Regions from separate parts of the Homo sapiens genome. Here region 1 is linked to region 2. Evidence: read pairs that join two places in POLR2A ChIA-PET (ENCODE). Cell type or tissue: MCF 10A. All regions are shown on one strand. Each heading gives the region's core, and the rest is flanking DNA. Links, peaks and the distances in the headings are about the cores only. Region 1 has its middle 5.0 kb from the start of VPS18. Region 2 overlaps BAHD1 (bromo adjacent homology domain containing 1).

Region 1 (5,369 bases), core at 203-5,202, 430 kb after region 2:
ACACCAGACACTCTAATGTCCAAATGGGTGTGGTGCATTTTGGAAACATCCTTAGATCAGCGTGACTGGGGCTCTGAGCAATGAAAACAGATGGAATTTAACTGGGGATGGGGCAAAGGACTGCTAGGTTTTCTTTCTTAGTAAGTCTTTTTTTTTTTTTTTTTTTTTTTTGAGACAGCAGGCTCACTCTGTCACATAGGCTGGAGTGCAGTGGCACAATCTCAGCTCACTGCAACCTCTGCTTAGCGATTCTTCAGGCTCAGCCTCCCGAGTAGCTGGGACTACAGGTGTGCACCACCATGTCTGGCCAGAATGCCAGAATTCCAAAGGATTTATGCAGATACTTCACCCTCAAGGAAGCAAAAACTCCCACCCCTTAAGTGCAGGGTGTGTAGGTGTGTAGTGACTTCCTTCCAAACAGTACAGCATGGAAAGGAGGGAAAAGAGTAACTCTGTAGTGGAGAATCCTGACAAGCACTATCTTGGTCAGGTGATCAGTCATGATGATAAATCATGTTGATAGTGTGTATCCTCGATATAATAGAGAGGTGTTGATAATGGTTCTTTATCTCCCCAAACCATAAATAGCCCTAGTCTAAACATGAAAAAAAATTAAATGAATTCCAACAGAGAGCATTCAACAAAATACTTGCCTAGTACTCAAAATTATCAAGGTAATCAAAAACAAGGAATATCTGAAAAACTTAAAAACTGCCAGTCAAGAGCAGTCCAAGGAGACATGACGACTGTTTTTCCCTATACATAACCTGTGATAAAATTTAATTTATAAATTAGGCCCACTGTGAGATTAACAACAATAATAATATAGGACAGTTATAACAACAGACTGTAATAAAAGCTATGTAGGCCAGATGAGGTGGCTCATGCCTGTAATCCCAGCACTTTGGGAGGCCAAGGCAGGCAGATCACCTGAGGTCGGGAGTTCGAGACCAGCCTGACCAACATGGAGAAACCCTGTCTCTACTTTTAAAAATACAAAATTAGCTGGGCATGGTGGCACATGCCTGTAATCCCAGTTACTCGGGAGGCTGAGGCAGAAGAATCACTTGAACCCGGGAGGCGGAGGTTGTGGTGAGCCGAGATAGCGCCATTGCACTCCAGCCTGGGCAACAAGAGTGAAACTCCGTCTCAAAAAAAAAAAAAACAAACAAGTTATGTGAGGCTGGGTGCGGTGGCTCACACCTATAATCCCAACACTTTGGGAGGCTGAGGTGGGCAGATCACCTGAGGTCATGAGTTGGAGACCAGCCTGGCCAACATGGTGAGACCCCGTCTCTACTAAAAATACTAAAATTAGCCAGGCATGGTGGTGGGTGCCTGTAGTCCCAGCTACTCGGGAGGCAGAGGCAGGAGAATTGCTTGAACCCAGGAAGTGGAGGTTGCAGTGAGCCGAGATTGCACCATAGCACTCTAGCCTGGGCAACAGATCAAGACTCCATCTCAAAAATAAATAAATAAATAAAAGTTAGGTGAATGTGTTCTCACTCTCTCAAAATATATTATTCTATTATCCACACCTATTTCAGACTGCTATTGACTGCAGGCAACTGAAAGCCCAGAAAGCAAAACTACAGATAAGGGGGAACTGCTGTACTTCAAATGGACACAGGCATCAATGAAAAAGCCTCCGGCAGGGCACAGTGGCTGATGCCCATAATCCCAGCACTTTGGGAGGCCGAGGCGGGCAGATCACAAGGTCAGGAGATCGAGACCATCCTGGCCAACATGGTGAAACCCGTCTCTACTAAAAATACAAAAATTAGCTGGGCGTGGTGGTGCGCCCTTGTAGTCCCAGCTACTCAGGAGGCTCAGGCAGGAGAATTACTTGAACCAGGGAGGCAGAGGTTGCAGTGAGCCAAGATTGCGCCACTGCACTCCAGCCTGGTGACAGAGCCAGACTCCGTCTCAAAAAATAATAATAATAAATAAAATAAAATAAAAAAGAGAGACTCTAGTGGCCCAAACAGGAACAATCTGAGTAATAATATAAAGTAGTATTGGTGGGTTCTGGAAGTTAAAAATAAATAAATAAAAATAGACCTGGCGCGGTGGCTCATGCCTGTAAACCCAGTACTTTGGGAGGCCGAGGTGAGTGGATCACTTGAGGTCAGGAGTTCGAGACCAGCCTGGCCAACATGGTGAAACCCCGTCTCTACTAAAAATACAAAAATTAGTCAGGCGTGATGGCACGCGCCTGTATTCCCAGCTACTTGGGAGGCTGAGACAGGAGAATTGCTTGAACCCAGGAGGTGGGGGTTGCTGTGAGCTGAGATTGCACCACTGCACTCCAGCCTGGCCAACAGAGTGAGACTCAGTCTCAAAAAAAGAATAAATAAATAAATAAATAAAAAGGGAAAAAAGAAAAAAATGTCCACAATTCTCTACTGATATAAATAAATAGGAAAGGGGTGAAAAAAAAACACTACATTTGAGAATCCTGAAGAACACTCCTTCAGCCAGGTAATCAAAAGTAAGATCAATAGTGTTAAGTCAAGCTGATATGCACCTTCATATAGTATGATGAGAATGTAGTGTGGAATGCTGGATGAGATCCTGTTCCAGAAAAAGGGCATTCAAACTAAGGGCTGGGCACACTGGCTCACACTTGTAATCCCAGCACTTTGGGAGCCCAAAGCAGGCAGGTAGCTTAAGCTTAGAAGTTCAAGACCAGCCTGGGCAACATGGGAAAACCATCTCTCTACAAAAAAAAATACAAAAATTAGCTGGGCGTGGTGGTGTGCACCTGTAGTCCACGCTACTTGAGGGGCTGAGGCAAGAGGATCGCTTGAGCCCAGGAAGTCAAGGCTGTCAGGCCGGGCCTGGTAGCTCACACCTGTAATTCCAGCACTTTGGGAGGCCGAGGCGGGTGGATCACCTGAGGTCAGGAGCTCAAGACCAGCCTGGCCAACATGGTGAAACCCATCTCTACTAAAAATACAAAAATCATTTGGGCATGGTGGCGCATGCCTGTAATCCCAGCTACTCAGGAGGCTGAGGCAAGAGAATCGCTTGAACCTGGGAAGTGGAAGTTGCAGTGAGCCGCATCAAGCTACTGCACTCCAGGCTGGGTGACAGAGCGAGACTCTGTCTCAAAACAAAACAAAACAAAAAAAGGCTGCAGTGAGCCATGATTGAGCCAGTGCACTACAGCCTGGGCTACAGAGTGAGACCCCGTCTAAAAAGAAAGAAAGAAAAAAAAAACACTAAGGAAATTTGAATAGAGTATGAACTTTAGTTAATAATAATATGTCAATATTGGTTCATTAATTTTAACAATGGCACCATACTAATGTAAGATATTCATACTAAAGGAGACTGCACATGAGGTATATAGGAACTCTCTGATCTATCTTCTCAATTTTTCTGTAAATTTTTATTTTATTTATTTATTTTTTTGAGACAGAGTCTCACTCTGTCGCCCAGGCTGGAGTGCAGTAGCACGATCTTGGCTCACTGCAAGCTCCGCCTCCCGGGTTCACGCCATTCTCCTGCCTCAGCCTCCCGAGTAGCTGGGACTACAGGCGCCCACCACCACGCCCAGGTAATTTTTTTTGTATTTTTAGTAGAGACAGGGTTTCACCATGTTAGACAGCATGGTCTCGATCTCCTGACCTTGTGATCCGCCCGCTTCGGCCTCCCAAAGTGCTGGGATTACAGGCATGAGCCACTGCGCCCGGCCTGTAAATTTTAAATTATTTCAAACAGAAAATCTTTTTTTTTTTTTTTTTAATAGAGACAAGTTCTCACTATGTTGCCCAGGCTGGTCTTGAACTCCTGGACTCAAGTGATCCTCCTGCCTCAGCCTCCCAAACTGCTGGGATTATAGGTGTGAGCCACTGCACCCAACCAGAAAATTTATTTTTAATTAAGTCAATTAAATCATTCCTTTTAATCTTGGTCTTAACTAAGTCAACAATTACTACTGGTAGTTAACTTGTATAGAGCATTTTGTATTGAGGCACAGCTTTGGGTGATTTGCATAATATGCTATTATACTCACAATACTCACCTTACAAATATAGAAACTGAGACATGAGAGAGCTCATTCATGCAACTTTTAACAACTGTTTATGAGTGAGTTAGTGAGTGTCCTGGAAGAGTGTGCCCATGGTCTGGGCTCCTCCACGGAGTGCCCTGCAGTTGTCTCATGTGCCACTGTCCAGGTTGAGCTCAATCAAGTGACCCCACCCCTCTTCACCGGGATCCTCCTCCTTGACCATTATGTCACTGCCACCATCTGCCAGGTCTCCCCAGGAGTCATCCTGCACTCTTCTGTCACTTCTCAAATCTAACTTGACACCAAGTCCTGGGGGCCCTTCTTCGGAAAGTTCTCCCCAGCCTATGTTCTTTCTCCTGTTTGGGTCCTCACTGCTTCTCCTTTGCCTCTGCTCGGGTCTCATCTGCTCTGAGGGGATCTCCACCTAAGCCACCACCCATTTTTCCAGAACCCACATCATATACTCTCTCAACCCCAACCAAAACCTTCCCATGGCGCATTGAATAACTTTGCAACCTGGCCACAGCCCGCCTCATTCCCTCCACTCCCTAGCACTCCACCGTTGTACCCCAAAATCACACTGCTTGCAGGCCATTGCTGTTTTCTTTTCCTTTCCTTTCCTTTTTCCTTCCTTCTTTCCTTTCTGTTTTTCTTTTTTTGAGGCAGAGTCTCACTCTGTCACCCAGGCTGTAGTGTAGTGGCACAACCTTGGTTCACTGCAACCTCTGCCTCCCAGGTTGAAGCGATTCTCCTGCCTTAGCCTCCCGAGTAGCTGGGACCACAGGCATGCACCACCACACCTGGCTAGTTTTTGTATTTTTAATAGAGATGGGGTTTTGCCACGTTGGCTAGGCTGGTCTCAAACTACTGGACTCAAGTGATCCTCCCACCTTAGCCTCCCAAAGTGCTGGAATTACAGGTGTGAGCCACCGTGCTCAGCCCTGCTCTTGGTTTTCTTGAGGACTGCATAATACCTTCTCTTTTTGCCCTTAGAGGTCCTACATGCTCTTCAAGTCTTAGGTCAAATTCAACTGCTTTCTTACACAGATCCTCTCTCTCATTGGCTTAGCAGTCACCTGTTACCTGTCTCATGGTAACTGCTACAATGACTCTGAGGACTAGAGGCTGGTGCGTATGTCTCTAGCTGTGAGTTCCCTAAGGCACCTCTGTATCTTCATGCTCAGAAATCACTGGGTTATTTCCTGCAGTTTCTATCAAAGCAAAATGTCCACACTGCATCATTAGGGGCCCCCAAGTGGCCAGAATAAGAAAAGCCAGCTGGGCGCAGTGGCTCGCACCTGTAATCCCAGCTACTGGGAAGGCTGAGACAGGAGAATGGTTTGAGCCCAGG
Region 2 (5,369 bases), core at 242-5,241:
CACTCCAGCCTGAGCAACAAAGCAAGACCCTGTCTCAGACAAAAACAAAAAACAACAAAAAAGAAAAACCAAAGAAGCCTGAAAAGCAAAATTTAAAGTGTAGTCCTGAAACCCTCAGGATGGTGTGCGGGGTGCAACCCAGAGCTGGGTGGGTAAGGGGAGAGCAGCAACCACAACTGAGGGCCACTTCCTGCCCCAGGCAGCCTCTGCTTGTGGGAGTGATCTGGGCTGTGACCTGCCCTTCCAGGCCCTCACCCTTGTTTCCCCAGAGCAGTGCCAGCACCCCGTGCTCCCCTGGGCCTCTGACTCTCCCTTGAACCTTCAGCCCGGCATGAAGCACCTTGGTTGTGCTCTGCTTGTGCTGGTGGGGTTGCTGTATGGTGCTGCTGCAGCTTGAGGGCCAGAGCAGGGCATCTGTCTGTCCCTTTCTGCTTCTGTGGAGATGACTACACTCAGACCCTACTATGACAGTTTAGCTGGGCCTGACCTCCCCCTCGATTTTGAGATCCTGATGCCCCTGAGGTGAAGGTGGCCTGTTTACTGTCTTTAGAGTACACTTCTGAGGATTTGGGATTCAACCTGTGGTTCTCTGGGTCTTTGGCCTGGATGTCCACCAGCCAGCCACTATCCTTCCTGGCAGCTGTGTCAGAGCTGGAGACAATCAGACTGGTTTTCTCCAGTGAGAGCTTTCTTGACATCTTTTAGTGTCAGGAAAGTGTCCTGGGAATCCCTCCTAGAGACCTTCCCAAGAGGGCATGGACCACCCGTGTCTGGGAGGACAGAGCTTCCCAGAGAGGAGGGGATAGTGCTGAGAGAACCCAGCGCACCTTGTGCCCTAGCAGTGGTTGAAAGTTTCTGGGTGGATAGTGCGTAATTGGGAGGGGCAGCAGGAGGATTGGTGGGGCTGGGAGAGGGGAACCAAGCCTACCACTTTGCTGGGATCCCCTCTCCCCAACCAGCCCTGTAGCTGGGCCATCCCTTGTGGTTTGGAGGGGCCCTGGCAGGCTTGTAGCCCCTCCACCCAGCCCCACCCCAGGGAAAAAGTTGCAGCCGAGCTTCTTGTTTCTTCATCTGACTTCAAAGCATGACTCACACATGCTCTCCCCAGAATGGAGTGCAGCGAGAGGCAGGCAGCAGAGACCCCAGCCTCTCCTTAAGATGCCGAGTGGCTGGACTTTGCACCACAGGAAAGCTAGGAGCTATTTTGCGACGTGCTTTTGATGGCCTTGGGTGTTTTTAGCGAGTGACAGGGGATTTGGCAGATTTTAGGGAGTCTAGCAGGAGGCTGTTCTGCTGGATTTGGAAATGTGACTCGCACCCTGTGATTCAGACGCTTCCTGGGATCGTCAGCACCCTACCCCCCAGGGGAGTAGTGGGTGTCCCTGAGGGACTGGAAAGCTGAATGAGAGGTTAAAGAGCAAGATTAGTCCACAGGGAACAGATTCTCAAAGGTTCTGGGCTCAGACTCCTGAAAGTGGAAGCTGTGTAGTCAAGGCACTGACTCCCTTCCCACCTCTCTCTGCTTGGGACTTCTGTGTGTTGAGAGGGGAAGACTGAGTGGGGACAACTATCCAAAGATCTGAGGACCATCTGCCCATGCAGCCAGTCTCCCAGCCAGCTGGAGGTCAGGGGTGGCCAATCATCCCCCTGCTAAGAACGCTTCCAGTAGCCAGGCCTGACAGCACCTCCCTGTGCTGTCTTTCCCAGCCGCCTTCTCCTTACTCTGTACTGTGTCCTTATCCTCAAAGACGACAAGCCCAGGTGATCTCCACCTTGGCTCCCAGCCGTTCCCAGGCCTAGCCCCTCTGGTAACTTGGGGCCTGTTGAGGGGCTTTGGCCCGTGCTCAAATGCATGGTCTGTTCACTTATCCATCATCTCCAGGCCATTTGGGAGTTGGGGAGGGCTGGACCTGGGCTCCCTAGGAGATACTGATGTGCTTCTGCTGCTTCTCGTTGCATGCTCCTCCACCTCCAGCACAGGGGTGCCTGGATATGAGAGAAGGGCCTGTGGGTTATAAGAAATGGGATGATGTTGTTGTTGTTGTTGTTGTTTTGAGATGGAGTCTCACTCTGTTGCCCAGGCTGGAGTGCAGTGGCACGATCTTGGCTCACTGCAACCTCCACCTCCTGGGTTCAAGTGATTCTCCTGCTTCAGCCTCCCAAGTAGCTGGGACTACGGGCTCATGCCAGCACGCCTGGCTAAATTTTTTTTTTTGTATTTTTATTAGAGACAGGGTTTCACTGTATTAGCCAGGATGGTCTTGATCTCCTGACATCATGATCCATCCGCCTGGGCCTCTCAAAGTGTGGGGATTATGGGCATGAGCCACCACGCCCGGCATTGCCAATAAGCCTGCTGAGCAGACAGGGACGGGTGGTCACCCTGATTAGAAGCAGGAAAGAGACTTACGGAGCCTAGCAGATGCCTGGGATTTTTTAGGAGCTCTCCACCTGTGCTTCAGGAATGAATGGGTTTGCCTTCTGTGACTCTGTCTTGCCCGGGGCCTGGTCTCTGAGCAGTGGCAAGTCCCCGCACGTGGCCAGAGCAAAGCCTGGCACGCTGCCTCTCCTTTCCAGTTTTCCGTGTCCTTTCTCAGGGGTGAAGGTTGCCCACACCACCCTCAGCCTGGTTTTCTGAGCACTCTTTCTCAATTAATGCAGCATATCTCTGGAGAGGAGGTGTCCAGTGACCCCACCCACTGGCCCAAGGCCATGGGAGCTAACAGGGAAAGATTCAGGAATCCCTGGGAGCCCTCAGGCTTGAGACTTTCAGGGTTAAATCCTGGCACAGCAGGGACTGCTCTCAGTTCCTCTGTAGAATGAGTGTGAACAGCAATAGCAGTGGGGAAATTAAGCTGAAAAACCTGGGCCCGCTGGGTGGGGATGGGTTGCAGGAGTACCTGGTGAGGGACAGAACTTGTCTGGCACCTTACTTGCCAGCCCCTGTGCTTTGGGTTGAATGGTAGGAAGTGAACAGCTCCGTAGTCTCTGACCACCGCCCTCTGCAGTTCTTCATTGTCTTGGCCATGCCAGCTTCCAGTGCACAGCCAGCTCTGGCCTCTCACTCAGAACTGGGGCCCAGGCTGCCGCAGGTGTATGTTGGAGTGTTTTGCCAAGCAAAGTTAGGGGATGATGCCTGGTCATATGCATTTTCTGTCAGGGGCTCTGGGCTTCCCCCACCTCCTTGCATCCTGCCCCTGCCTACAAAGAGGGAGAACCGAGCACGACTAACAAGGCAGCTCATTTGTCTCCTGTGTTAGTGCTTCTCTTTGATACTTTCTTTTCCCAACTGTTTGTGGCCTTCAGGGGTTTAAAGCTGTATGGCAGGTCTACGCACCGTCCCTGGGTTTTCTCTACCCCCAGGAATATGCTGATCCTGGCCTTACTGTTACCCTTGCCCTGGGTACTGGCACCCTTTGGGCTGCTCTTGCCTGGAATTTGAACCAAAGTTCAAATGAGACTTCTCCACCATGGGCCCCTCAAAGCTGAGACCTCTCCACCATGGGCCCCTCAAAGCTGAGACCTCTCCACCATGGGCCCCTCAAAGCCAGGCCTTCACCCTTGATAGAGCTTTTCCAGCTAGACCCAGGTTGTGGCAGTCTTGCTTTATATGCCAGGGGAGGAGTCCTCAGAGACTGAACTTTGCCTTCATGGCCCAGCAGGCAGGGTCCCCATCTCAGCTCTTCACTGTCTGTCTTCTTGTCCTCCTGTGGCCAACCTCAGAAGCCCTGCGTTTGGGGAGGGGATTGTTAATGCCTTGGTTATACTTTTGGAAGAATAGATGGACTCCTGGCCGGGGGCAGTGGCTCACGCCTGTAATCCCAGCACTGTGGGAGGCCGAGGCGGGCAGATCACGAGGTCAGGAGATCGAGACCACCCTGGCTAACACGGTGAAACCCCCTCTCTACTAAAAATACAAAAGAAAATTTAGCGGGGCGTGGTGGCGGGCACCTGTAGTCCCAGCTACCCGAGAGGCTGAGGCAGGAGAATGGCGTGAACCTGGGAGGCGGAGCTTGCAGTGAGCCAAGATCTCACCAATGCACTCCAGCGAGACTCCGTCTCTCAAAAAAAGAAAAAAAGAAGAAAGAATAAATGGACTTCTACCACCCAGTCCCCCATCTTGGGAGGCTCTGTCTTCAGAGCCTCTTCCTATCCTGTGATGAATATCTAGTGAGAGAAGGACAGGGGGAGAGAACAAAGAGCTTTGCCACCAGCTCCTCCTATCCCCTGTCCCTGGGGTCTGCCTTGCTCCCTAGGCTCTTCAGGGGCTTAGTTCAGAGATACCCTAGGCTAAAAGGAAAGAGGAGGAACCAGTCCTTGCACAGCTGCTGGTAGCTTGATTCCACTGCCCCTTCACACTCTGGAAAGGGAGTCCCAGGAAAATCCATACTGGAGACAGGGTAGTTGTAGGCCAGGATCACTGCACCTGGGGCTGGGTAGGCTGCAGTGGGAGAGAAAGCAGGCAGGAGCAGGCCAGAGAGGGCTTCTCTCATTGCCCACCTTCTGTCCTGCAGGTTGGAAGTACTCCATGACACACACTCGGAGAAAGTCCCTTCCCATGCTGAGTTCGGGCCTCACTGGCCGCCGAGAGCCCCTGCAGATGGAAGACAGCAACATGGAGCAGGGGGTTGAGGGTGTGGAGCCAGGCATGCCCGAGAGCCCAGGTCACCTCACAGGGCGCCGCAAGAATTACCCACTTCGTAAGCGCCCATTGGTTCCTGAGAAGCCCAAGGCCTGCAAAGTGCTGCTGACTCGCCTGGAGAATGTGGCCGGTCCCCGGAGTGCAGATGAGGCTGATGAGCTACCGCCTGACCTGCCCAAGCCCCCCAGCCCGGCCCCATCCAGTGAAGACCCTGGCCTTGCCCAGCCCCGCAAGCGGCGCCTGGCCTCCCTCAATGCTGAAGCTCTCAATAACCTGCTGCTGGAGCGAGAGGACACCAGCAGCCTGGCAGGCACCCGCCGCAGTCGAGCAGGGGATCCCCACCGCAGCCGTGACCGTGATCGTGCTACTGGGGGCTGGTCCTCCTCCAAGAAGCGGCCCCGGCTGGGGGACCTTGGAGGAGGAAGTCGGGACCTGTCTCCAGAGCCAGCACCCGATGAAGGTCCCCGCCGAGATGGAGACCCAGCTCCCAAGAGACTGGCTAGCCTGAACGCAGCTGCTTTCCTAAAACTGAGCCAGGAGCGGGAGCTACCCCTGCGGCTGCCTCGTGCCCATGCAGAAGTAGATGGGCGCTCCACTGAGCCCCCAGCACCCAAGGCCCCGAGGCCAAAGTGGCCCAAGGTCAATGGCAAGAACTATCCCAAGGCTTGGCAGGGGGCCAGCTCTGGGGAGGCTGCAGGCCCACCTGGCTGGCAAGGCTGCCCTGATG

What was found. Peaks named below come from ENCODE experiments on the same cell type or tissue, not always from the same donor. Only the 100,000 strongest peaks of a DNase experiment are listed, where the experiment ranks them.
Region 1: POLR2A ChIA-PET joins it to region 2 with 5 read pairs; 2 of 35 experiments call an interaction of 5 or more read pairs at or near these places.

The regions. Positions count from the first base shown.
Region 1 is chr15:40,886,762-40,892,130 of GRCh38, forward strand. No RefSeq gene overlaps it. Among named protein-coding and RNA genes, the nearest start is that of VPS18, 5.0 kb to the right of the region's middle. RefSeq lists silencers at 3,916-3,965, 5,234-5,283. In MCF 10A, for the core only: no CTCF peak of the experiment used is centred there; no DNase peak of the experiment used is centred there.
Region 2 is chr15:40,453,937-40,459,305 of GRCh38, forward strand. BAHD1 (bromo adjacent homology domain containing 1) reads left to right here. Exons shown (of 7, transcript NM_014952.5): 2 at 4,515-5,369. The coding sequence starts at 4,529. Among named protein-coding and RNA genes, the nearest start is that of CHST14, 14 kb to the right of the region's middle. In MCF 10A, for the core only: no CTCF peak of the experiment used is centred there; DNase peaks (open chromatin) are centred at 1,105, 1,355 and 2,615.